2 separate regions of the Homo sapiens genome follow, and region 1 is linked to region 2. Evidence: read pairs that join two places in POLR2A ChIA-PET (ENCODE). Cell type or tissue: Caco-2. All regions are shown on one strand. Each heading gives the region's core, and the rest is flanking DNA. Links, peaks and the distances in the headings are about the cores only.

What was found. Peaks named below come from ENCODE experiments on the same cell type or tissue, not always from the same donor. Only the 100,000 strongest peaks of a DNase experiment are listed, where the experiment ranks them.
Region 1: POLR2A ChIA-PET joins it to region 2 with 9 read pairs; 5 of 35 experiments call an interaction of 5 or more read pairs at or near these places.

Annotation. Positions count from the first base shown.
Region 1 is chr3:187,761,753-187,767,137 of GRCh38, reverse strand. No RefSeq gene overlaps it. Among named protein-coding and RNA genes, the nearest start is that of BCL6, 19 kb to the right of the region's middle. In Caco-2, for the core only: no CTCF peak of the experiment used is centred there; a DNase peak (open chromatin) is centred at 2,677.
Region 2 is chr3:188,278,155-188,283,539 of GRCh38, reverse strand. All of the region lies in intron 2 of LPP (LIM domain containing preferred translocation partner in lipoma), which reads right to left. Among named protein-coding and RNA genes, the nearest start is that of FLJ42393, 100 kb to the right of the region's middle. In Caco-2, for the core only: no CTCF peak of the experiment used is centred there; a DNase peak (open chromatin) is centred at 459.

The DNA.
Region 1 (5,385 bases), core at 259-5,258, 520 kb after region 2:
CAAGAGCCTTGCTCTTTCAGTAGGCTACCTTTTCAGACACCTTGGTGCAAATAATTAAGCAGCAGCAGCAGCACTATCCCAGTTACCTAAATTTGGGCAAGTGAATAATACGTAAGTCTAACATTGGGGAGCCCAGGCGGATAACAGACTGAGCTATTAAACACAATTCTGAAAGTGAGAAGGAAGGTCAGTGTGCCTCTAAACCCATGAATCCTAATCCTTGTCTAGGTCACTGCCTTGTGCTATGAATGCTTCCTTTCAGCAGTGCCTGGTAACAATTTAGAAGAAACCAAGATTTTGAGTTAAAGTTTTAGTAAGAGCGTAAGAATAATAAAGTTGGATCAATGTCCAGTGGTCTTTCTAAGCATCAGAATCTTTTTTTTTTTTTTTTTTTTTTAAAGCAGTGGTATAAAGGCCGGGCATGGTGGCTCACACCTGTAATTCCAGCACTTTGGGAGGCTGAGGCGGGTGGATCATTTGAGGTCAGGAGTTTGAGACCAGTCTGACCAACATGGTGAAACTCCATCTCTATCAAAAATACAAAAATTAGCTGGGGGTGGTGGCGGGCACCTGTCATCTCAACTGCTCGGGAGGCTGAGGCAGAGAATCACTTGAACATGGGAGGCGGAGCTTGCAGTGAGCAGAGATCACGCCATTGCACTCCAGCAGCCTGGGCAACAGAGTGAGAATCTGTCAAAAAAAAAAAAAAAAAGCAGTGGTATAAGAAATATGATTATTTTGAATAATTAGTAAACCTAGTCTAGATTTTAACTAGCAACACTTTTGCAGCAAGTTACCTGCTGCCTGTCACATAACGGGGCTTAATAAATGTTCACTGGCCGGGCGCGGTGGCTCACGCCTGTAATCCCAGCACTTTGGGAGGCCGAGGCGGGTGGATCATGAGGTCAGGAGATCGAGACCATCCTGGCTAACAAGGTGAAACCCCGTCTCTACTAAAAATACAAAAAATTAGCCGGGCGCGGTGGCGGGCGCCTGTAGTCCCAGCTACTCGGGAGGCTGAGGCAGGAGAATGGCGTGAATCCGGGAAGCGGAGCTTGCAGTGAGCCGAGATTGCGCCACTGCAGTCCGCAGTCCGGCCTGGGCGACAGACCGAGACTCCGTCTCAAAAAATAAATAAATAAATAAATAAATAAATGTTCACTGAATATATGCATACATCTATATGTATATATATAGCATGTATAGTAACAGTATTGTTTTGATAATTATGTATGTAAGTTCATTTGTATAGATGATGAATGTACAGATGGATGGATACAGGGCCCAGATGTCAGAGAAATGTCTCCCAAAATAGCCTGTAATCATGTATAGGAAGCTGACAGAATGCTTACTTTGAAAGTGAATGCACCAGAAAATTTACAGGGTACCTACTGGGTGCTGATGAAAGGAAATAGAAGGCATATCTCTTTGCACTTGCCTCAGATAACCACAAAAGGCATATATACAATTTTAAATAAATCATTTGTATAGTTTAGAATTGCTTGAATTTGGAGGCAAAAGAGGACTGTTTTCCCTTTAGTGTGACTCAACAATCACAGGATGTGAGGGGTGCAGGAGGCCTGGGTCATCTGGTGCATTTAGCCATTTTAGATTGAAGATTGAACTGCATAAAGGAAAGTTACACAGTGATTCATAGGCAGATGTTTAAAAAAAAAATAGAAATAAAAAACTCCCTCTCTAGCTGCCACTGTTTTCTGTAGGTGCTATGGATATCCTCAGAAATAGGTATTTGCAAAGATGCGGAAAATTTGGTAGGACGGTATAAAGTCAATTGCGTGCGCTTTGGATTTATTTCAACCTGGGTTTGAACCTCCTTCATCTGGTTACTGGCTCTTCATCTCAGGGAGTCTATTTGCGTTTTGAACCTCTGGCTCCTGACTTATGAAATGAAGATACCTGACTGCATGTCTCCTGTCGGGATGAAATGAGATTACATTGGAAGGGGCTCAGCAGACTGAGTACCACCTCACACTGTTTCTCAGTATTTCATTCTTCCTCATACCCACAAATTCTCCCTTTGTCTCTAACGTCCTGGGTACCCTTGGGCCAGGCACAGACTGCTTCCTCCCCTCCTCATCTGCTACATTCAGGTGTTGGATCAGACAATATCTAAGATTCCATTCAATGAGTCTAACTGTCTAGTCCCATTTTTTACCAGAAAGCTGGGATAGCTGGACAGTATATAAAACAGTCTACTTTGTACACATTTATGTTTACAAGACATTTACTATGCTTTGCCACATTTAATCCTTAATACCTGCAGAGCAGTAGTTGCTTTCACCTTTTACAAATGAGCAAGCCAAGGCAACAGGCATAGAGGAAATAATCCCATACCTCTGGCTGTCAATCAGCATGCAGGGAAGACTTTTAAAGGCTTGACAACAGCATTCAAACACAAGGCTCTTCATGATACCCTTGGCCTTAAAAATCAAGTGTAAACTTCCCAAATTCACTCTGTCCCTTCTACCCCCTCTTAAACTAAGAGCTTTAGTCATCTTATCTTTCTTTTTTGTTGTCTCTTTTAAATGTTGCCATTCCAGGCTGAGGTCATGACTCTGTCTCCTAAGAACCGTAATCAAATTTGGAAGACAACAGGACTGAACGCAGAGCCTTCCGTACCTGGTTCCCAGACTGAACATGCATAAACAAAGCCGATGGCTGGGAATTCAGCCCTTGTTGCCTGAGGCTGTGGGGCTGGCTGTGAATTTTTACCCAGCTCCTACCTGACTGTCTTTTTTTAGCATTTGACATGCTTGCTGCTGGATCCATGATAGAGCCACTCTCTCAAGACATTGATTTATATTCTCCCTTGGGGGCCTAGAACTATGCCCTACACAATGGGTGCTCACTGAGCTGGAGATGGTATTGCCGCCAATGCAGTCCAGAATTGCATCAAGTATTTTAGCAATTGCACCAAATTATCAGCCAGTCTGATTCGTAGCCCTTCCCACATAGATTCACAAAGCCCACTTTCAGAAACTAATTCTTAATAATGCAATCAGTTCTTGGAAACTGAAGCCGAGTTTCATATTTGAATGTTGACTTTCACCATGCAGGAAAGTTGGCCACATGCAGGAGTGACTGGAAGATTTTGGCAAAGATATTAATTGGGATTTTCCATTCTCAGAGAAGCTGCATGTGCTAATGCACAGGTAATACTCCATTCTCAGGGTTCCTAGTAGAGGCAGAATTGAACTGTTTCCCCTTTTGAAATGCAATAACATCTACTTCTCAGGGCTATCATGAGGATGAAATTAGAAGATACAGGAAAAGGTTAGCACAGAGCTTTGCTCAGAGCATTGAGCAAATGTATTAGTTGTTGGGACTCTTGTTTGAAGTAAAAGGACCAGGTTTTGAACCTCATTCTGCTGCTCACTAGCCCAGTGCCTTTCCCGTTCTGGGTCCAGATTCTCTTATCTTCTAATGAGAGTACTAATTGCCACATACTTCACAGAGTCATGATGAGAAACAAAGAATGGCTGAGAAAGTCCTTTGAAAACTAGATGGCTCAAACAAAATAAAGCATTATTAGGTATATGTCTAATCCCTGTGCCATGGTTTCAGCCCTTCTTTTTGTACGAAAAGCCTTCCCTCCCCATACTTCCTCTCTTTAACCTGCGTGTTGAAGTTCTATCCTTCATTCATAAGGCAGTAAAACATTAATAGCTAAGATTAAAGTCTTCAGATTGCTAGGGTTCAAATCCCAGCACTGTTTTTTATTAGTTGCTTGACTTTGGGCAAGCTACTTCACCTTGCTGTGCTTCAGTTTCCAGTCTGTAAAATGGGGATAAAAAAAAAATACCCATTTCATAAGATTGTTGTAAGGACTAAATTAACAAGTGTTAAGTACTTAGAACAGTATATACTCCATACTATATAAAATGCTAGCCATAATTATTTCAAGGCTATGCTTATTGTTTTGATGTCTATTATTTCAAGAATATGTTTATCATTTTGCATTATTTTATTATTATGTTCAAACCCCACCCCTCCAAGAAACTTTCTTATATCTCTGAAGCAATCATGTTCTCGAAGTCAACCAAAGTATATTGATTGTAGCTCAGTTGTAGCTCTGGTCATTGCTTGTGTGTTTGTTTATATCTCCCTCCCCCACCAGCTTTGGGGCCCTAAGTGACAGAGGTTTGCTCTTTTACCTCCGTACACATGGTCAGTGTACATTAAATATTTGTTGAATTGGATGGAAGGTATGCAAAGCAAATGTATACACATGAATAAACCTAAATTTATTGTATAACAGCTAATAACACCCTCTACATAATAACTACATTTTCAGACTGAACAAAATTACAACCTTTTGCACTCTCCCTGACACATAGTATGTGCTAACTAAATGTATTTACTTGAAAATATGAGAAGATAAATAAAGGTGCATAAACTCCAGTAAAAGTCTCAGTCTATTGGGTCCTCTTCCTTCAAAACATGTGCGAGATGGGTAAGTTGCTTATCTTAGGCACCAGGAGAGGATTAAGATACCAAGGAGAAGAAACAAATAGCTACTGACCTCCAGGCACTCACATTCAAGAGGAGAGACAGTGCAATTACTAAATAGTCACAGGGGGTCATAAGTGCTAAGCTGAGTAGGATGAAATAGCACAGCGATGTGTGTTCAGCAGCTCAGTCATCTCTCTAAGATTTGGACCTTCTCAACATCAGATTGCCCAGGTATGTTCATTTGGGATGATTGTACCTTCTTTTTCAATAAGTAAGGAACCAGGGGAAAAGATTCCAAGTTGACTAAAGGCAGAGGGGAACAGGTCAGTTATAAGAGTGTGGTAGTTCGCAATACAGCAGGTGAGAATATAAAATGAGGAGGTAAGACCATAAGCCACGTCTCTAGAACATATCTCATAGAAAGTGCTTCTCAGTCTCAACCATTTTGATGTCAAATGTGGAGAAAATATTGTGAAACAACAAAAACTATCCTGGTCCAGTAGAAGGGAGACCTAGTTTCTTACCAACCCCATTTCCACCAGTGACTTTCCTCCCTAAAGCCCCGATTTCACTATCAATCGAGAAATGAGTTTGAACTTGAGTATTTCTAAGGACCATTCCACTTTCACTGCTTTTTGGTTCTATTTTTTAACACCTGATCTGATATGAAAGCCAACTCTTTCTTCTAGCTTCAAATACTACCTCTATTTTGATGAATCGCAAATGCATATCTCAAAGCCAGACATCTCTTTTGAATCCAAGTCTTGAATATCACCTTGCCTACTTTGCCATCTACCTCAGTTGTTCAAACCAGAGTTTTCAACAATTTCTCCACCTCCAAAAGATTTTCATTTTACAGTGTTTTTTGCTTGTTTGTTTGTTTGTTTGTTTGTTTTTTAACTCAGTAAGTGG
Region 2 (5,385 bases), core at 276-5,275:
CAAGTCAGAAAAAGGTGTTTCGCAAGTAGCAATTCTAGTTAAGATCTCAACAGTGCTGTTGGGAGGCGGATTTATCAAGCACATCATGTGAGCAGTCTGACCCTGGACTGTTCCCAAAGGTCAGAGCCATAAAACGCAGCCAGAATTTCATTCAATTTCACAAATGCAGCAACTTGGCATGTCTGCTTTCCTTGTAACAGGGGCAACTGCAAAGTCTTCTTCAAGAAGATTAATAATCAAAGTCAAAAATTCAGAGGTCATCATGTAAACCACTTTCTCCTTTTTAAAAGCTAAGCTTTTCCAATATGAGGAGGGTTGACACTCTAAGAAGTTGAGAGCTAAAGAAGAGATGGCACATTCTGACCTAACTTCACTAGGAATGCCACCAGCATCTTAAGCAAACACCACCTCTCCTTGTGCCTCTAGAGAGACAGGATTAAGAAGGAGCCTGGGGAAAAGCTGATAGCTGCTCATAAAAGCCATGCTCCAAAACCAAGTTCCCAGGGGCCCTTCTAGTTCCCTGGGTTAACTGCATTTGACCTTCCAACCCCTCAGGCCTCCTCAGTAATTCAATTTAACAGTTACAGAGTGCCTATAAATGCCAGCTACTGAGCTAGCCTCCAAAGGATCAGAGATGTCTGCCCTCTGATCAGAACTCAGAAACAGATACCACCCATTGAATACAAGGTGGTGTATGAAAGTATCTCTGAAAGTACAAACTGTGTGATGGGAAATGGAGGAGGAGAGAGACTGACACCAAATGTGAAGTCAGATGTTTCTGAGAAGGTGGAATTTGAGCTAAGCATGAAGGATGCTGCCTGGCAGAGGTAGCCAGCAGGGTGGCACTGCACCTGGGATGAAGAATATGAACATGGGGTGGAGAGGCAGGGGCCAAAAGGAAGGCAGAAAGGTTGCCTGAAATCATGAGTGTAGGGTCCTAAGCAGGGATGTCACTTATGCCAGGAGCATTGGGAGGCCAAGAAAACACACAGCAAGTCTCAAGACAGAGGCTCTGAGCTCACTGCTCTTAGGAGCACCCCACCAAAATAAAGACTCCCTCTCCAGTAGCCCAAGGAGATGAACATGTGTACACAAGCCAACCTCCTGTCACCCTGCATTCCAGACAAGGAACTACACAACACATGCATCCCTCCTGCGCTACCATGGCCTCCTGAAGCTGGACAATGTTATCACAACCTCCAGTATTAAATACAAAGCAACAGTGGACCCAGAAAGTATATCAGCAGGAACCTGACAATTCAGAGCTGAGACTAGGTGTCCAAGACCTGATGTTTCAAGGACCCACAATATTATGTAAACGCCTGGCCACTGAGCCCCATATTAAGCTAAAGACAAGAGACTAAAAATATAATAAAGAAAGTATGAAAGGTAGGAAAGTATTGCAAGGGAGGGAGGGAGGGAAGGAGAGAGAAAAGGAGACGAACGGTAAGAAAACAGAATATAAGGGAAGGGAAAAGAGAGGAGGGGAGGAGAAGGACAAGGTAGAAAGACACAAAAAAAGGGAAGAAACGTCTCCCAAAGGGCAAGGTGAGAAGGAGAAGGGAAAAGGTTACAGTTATCCCTCTGCCTATAAGAATGATTATATACAAGTAAAACATGTGACTGCAATTCGGAGTAACTATTTCAATGTTTGTAGTCATGATATTTCATGAAAGAACAAAGAATTTAAATTTTATACAAATAACTGTTGAGGTTTTTAAAGCAAAAAATAAACATATATTTACAGGTATATAAATGTGAGACAAAAACTAGACACATGGCAAATTGCTAATGACGGTAACTTCTTGGAAGAAAGAAAGATGGGGGAGGAGAAAGGAGTTTGGAAAGTTGCAAAAATGGTCACAAATTTTCCCCTTCCCTACCTATGTCCTCATCCTTGCAATATGACTTTGGAGCTTTTTTTTTTTTTTTTTTTTTGGTAGAGTCTTCCTCTGTTGCCCAGACTGGAGTGCAGTGGGGTGATCTCAGTTCACTGAAACCTCCGCCTCCTGGGTTCAAGCGATTCTCCTGCCTCAGCCTCCCAAGTAGCTGGGATTACAGGCACGAACCATCATGCTTGGCTAATATTTCTGTATTTTTAGTAGAGACGGGGTTTCGCTATGTTGGCCAGGCTGTTCTCAAACTCCTGACCTCAAGTGATCCATCTGCCTCAGCCTCCCAAAATGCTGGGATTACAGGTGTGAGCCACTATGCCTGGCCTGACTTTGGAACTTCTGCCACCAAGAAATATACTCTTTCTAAACCCGCATCACTAATAAGTGTGTATTTGTTTACGGACTTATCCATACATATGTAAAAGGCTTTTATGTGCTTTACTAAATTCAAATGTCTTCCTACAAACAGTAGTAAGAACCACATTTATTAAATAATTCATATGTGCAAATTGTTTTAAGCTCTTCACATGCATTATTTCATTTTGTCTTCAAAAATTCCTTTGTCGCCTGTAATCTCAGCTACTTGGGAGGCTGAGGCAGGAGAATCGCTTGAGCCCAGGAGGCAGAGGTTGCAGTGAGCAGATATTGCACCATTGCACTCCAGCCTGGGCAACACAGCAAGATTCCCTCTTAAAAAAAAAAAAAAAAAAATTCCTTTGTCGTCCTATCATTAGCCCCAGGATAGAACTGACATGAAGAAGAAGCTGAGTCACAAAAATTAAACAACTGGCCTAAGGTCATTTGTATACAATGACCTGGACTCTGGATTTAAATCCAGACAATCCAACTCCAAAGCCCACATTCTCCCCACTATGTCTGTGTCATCGTGTTAATCCACCAGTTGGTTAACCCAGACAAAACGGGAACTGGTTAAGACCCTGTTCTGGCTCTTGGTGAACACTACTTCCTTTCAAAGACTCACAAATCACCTGTCTACATAGGACCGTCGACAACTGGAATCACAATGAAATCAGCAGATTCTAGACTCTGGATACCTGTTTCGTTTGGGGGCGGGGTGGGGGATGGGCACTGGACTTTTTTGATAATACCTATTTCCTCGTCTCCTCACTTTCTGGCATTTCTGCTGATTTCTGGGTTTCCTCAAAATTACTGGTAGCCGTTCCCCATCAGAAGTTCTCTTCTGTATCCTGAGATGCGGCATTCGTGGTCCATGAAATTTGCAACCATTTAAGGAAAGCAAATTGCTCTCTCACAACCTCTTCAATTGTCATAGGCATCAATTTCTTCCTAATGATGTCGATTCCACCCTTCATAGATGACCCACCCCCTTGATAGAGATGACTGACAGAGGCAGAAAGCAGCCATGCAGCTCCGCTTTCTCCTTTCATCTGGGCCATTACATCACCCTCTTCGGGTTACAAAAATGCTAGACATCCACACAAAAGGACTCCCTCTTCCAGAGCCCATTCGAATCCCACTCATGTCTAGGAGGTCACTGAAAACGAAAGGCAGTGATTGGCTGCCAATTACATCACTGCTCTACAGGCCTGATTAAACTCTTAATTAATTGAATGCCACTTTACTTACACACCTCACTCCACAGACAAATAAATAAACACAAAGAGAACAACACAGGGTGAAGGTAGTAATAAACTATAGCTTCTGGCTCAGGTAGGAAAGAGGAGCCATTTGCTGGAGTTACCTGTCATTAAAAATGATTCGGTCACCAGGTGGAGACACACAGCTCTCTATATTAAATTAGAGGAATGATTCAAAGGGGACCAGTTTCAGCTGACAAGAGCAAAAAGAAATCAATTTTAGGTTGCCAGGACAACTAGACTTTTCCTGCAAGAATAAATTTGATACAGCCCTAAAATCTGACAACTAAATGTTTCCTCACATTACATCACATCCCTAAAATGTGTGTTGAACCAGTGAGATAATCAAGCCTGCTAATTACTTTCTACAACACCCAGAAGATACAGAAATGATGGTCTTGGCTCCAGTCTGACTTTCCTCTAACAGCTCCACTCGCTATCTTACTTTTATAGTGAATGAGGATTGTGTGCTTCTTAAAATGAATCTGAAAGCATATCATTGTCAGTTGGTCCTTGAATCCTAGAGAAAGGAAGGTGAGCACCTTCTCAATTCAAGTCCCCTAATGGGTTATATCTATACCCATGTTCCCTGTCATATAATTCATTGGCTACCCAAGGGGTTCCAGAGAAGGAGTCCAAAGTCACAGAATTATATTTAATACAATGGGGGGTCTAAAGGGACTTGAGAGGTTACCTTTGTTTTATAGAGGGTGAGTCTGAGGCATAGGTAGGCAAAGCAACTACTCAAGGCCAGTGAAGCTGGTCAGCAGCAGAGTCAGGACTGGAATCCAGCTCTTTGGATAATGGCTTCTACGCCATTTCCTTAAATAGCTGCAGTCATTCCATGGCTGTGCCTTGGAGACTTTAGGAGCTGAAGTTAAGTCCACTTGATCTCCTACTAATCCATGGGAGGCAGTGACCCCAAATGGCCTCATCCCAGGAGGTCAGAGTCCTGAACCCAGATCCAAAAATATCTGATGAGATGAACGTTCCCTGTGCATTTACATTCTCAGAAGCCTGAATATCAATGTACCTCCAGGGGCTATTAAAAACAAGAACAGCTAATAAATCATGGGAAAGCAGTTCACAAATGTAAAGTAATACAAAAATGCTAAGCATGGATAATATAAGTGCCCCAGGCTGAGGCAGTTCCCTGGAGAGCGTGATGCTTTCAAGTGGGCTAGGCTTTGGCGTGTTATTACACAGCCTCCACCATCATCTACCAGAAGATGCAAAGGACACGCCTCTCTCCAACCTCACTCTCCTTTCTTAGATTGCTCCCAAGTTCTCGAGAATGCCCCTAGATCTTATTATAACGTATTGTATTATAATAGAGCCATGGTTATATAGTCTTCACTAAGTGTAGAGAAACACCGAGAGGAGATCTGAAACAAGCAGCTCTGTGCACGTCCCCAGACCACTGACGGGAAAGCAAATGTCAAGCTGTCCCTAGCTTGTCATAAACCAAGTAAACCATGAAAAACAATGAATCCACTAGAAGATGCATGTCAGCCAATTCAGCCTTGAGAGTCGATTCAGAATCAGAGAGGTCAGAAGAGTATATAGCACACACAGCAGGTCTCTGGCTGCAGGTGCCATGGGAGGAAGAGGTGAGGACAGAGCACTCCTTCCAACCACCTACATAGTCTTTGGCAGATGAGGACTTGCTCCAAGCCAGGTAAGCAGAAAAGGCCAGGGGACGAATATCAGGGGTGAGTAGGGTAAAAATAAAATCAAAAGCTAGTATTGGAGAGATTTAGTTTCTAAGTCTGACCCTGCCATTACAAGTTGTGCCACATTGGGTAAGCTACATAAACCTTTCTAATCCATCCATACCTCATCCATCCAATATGGATCACTAGTATCTACTG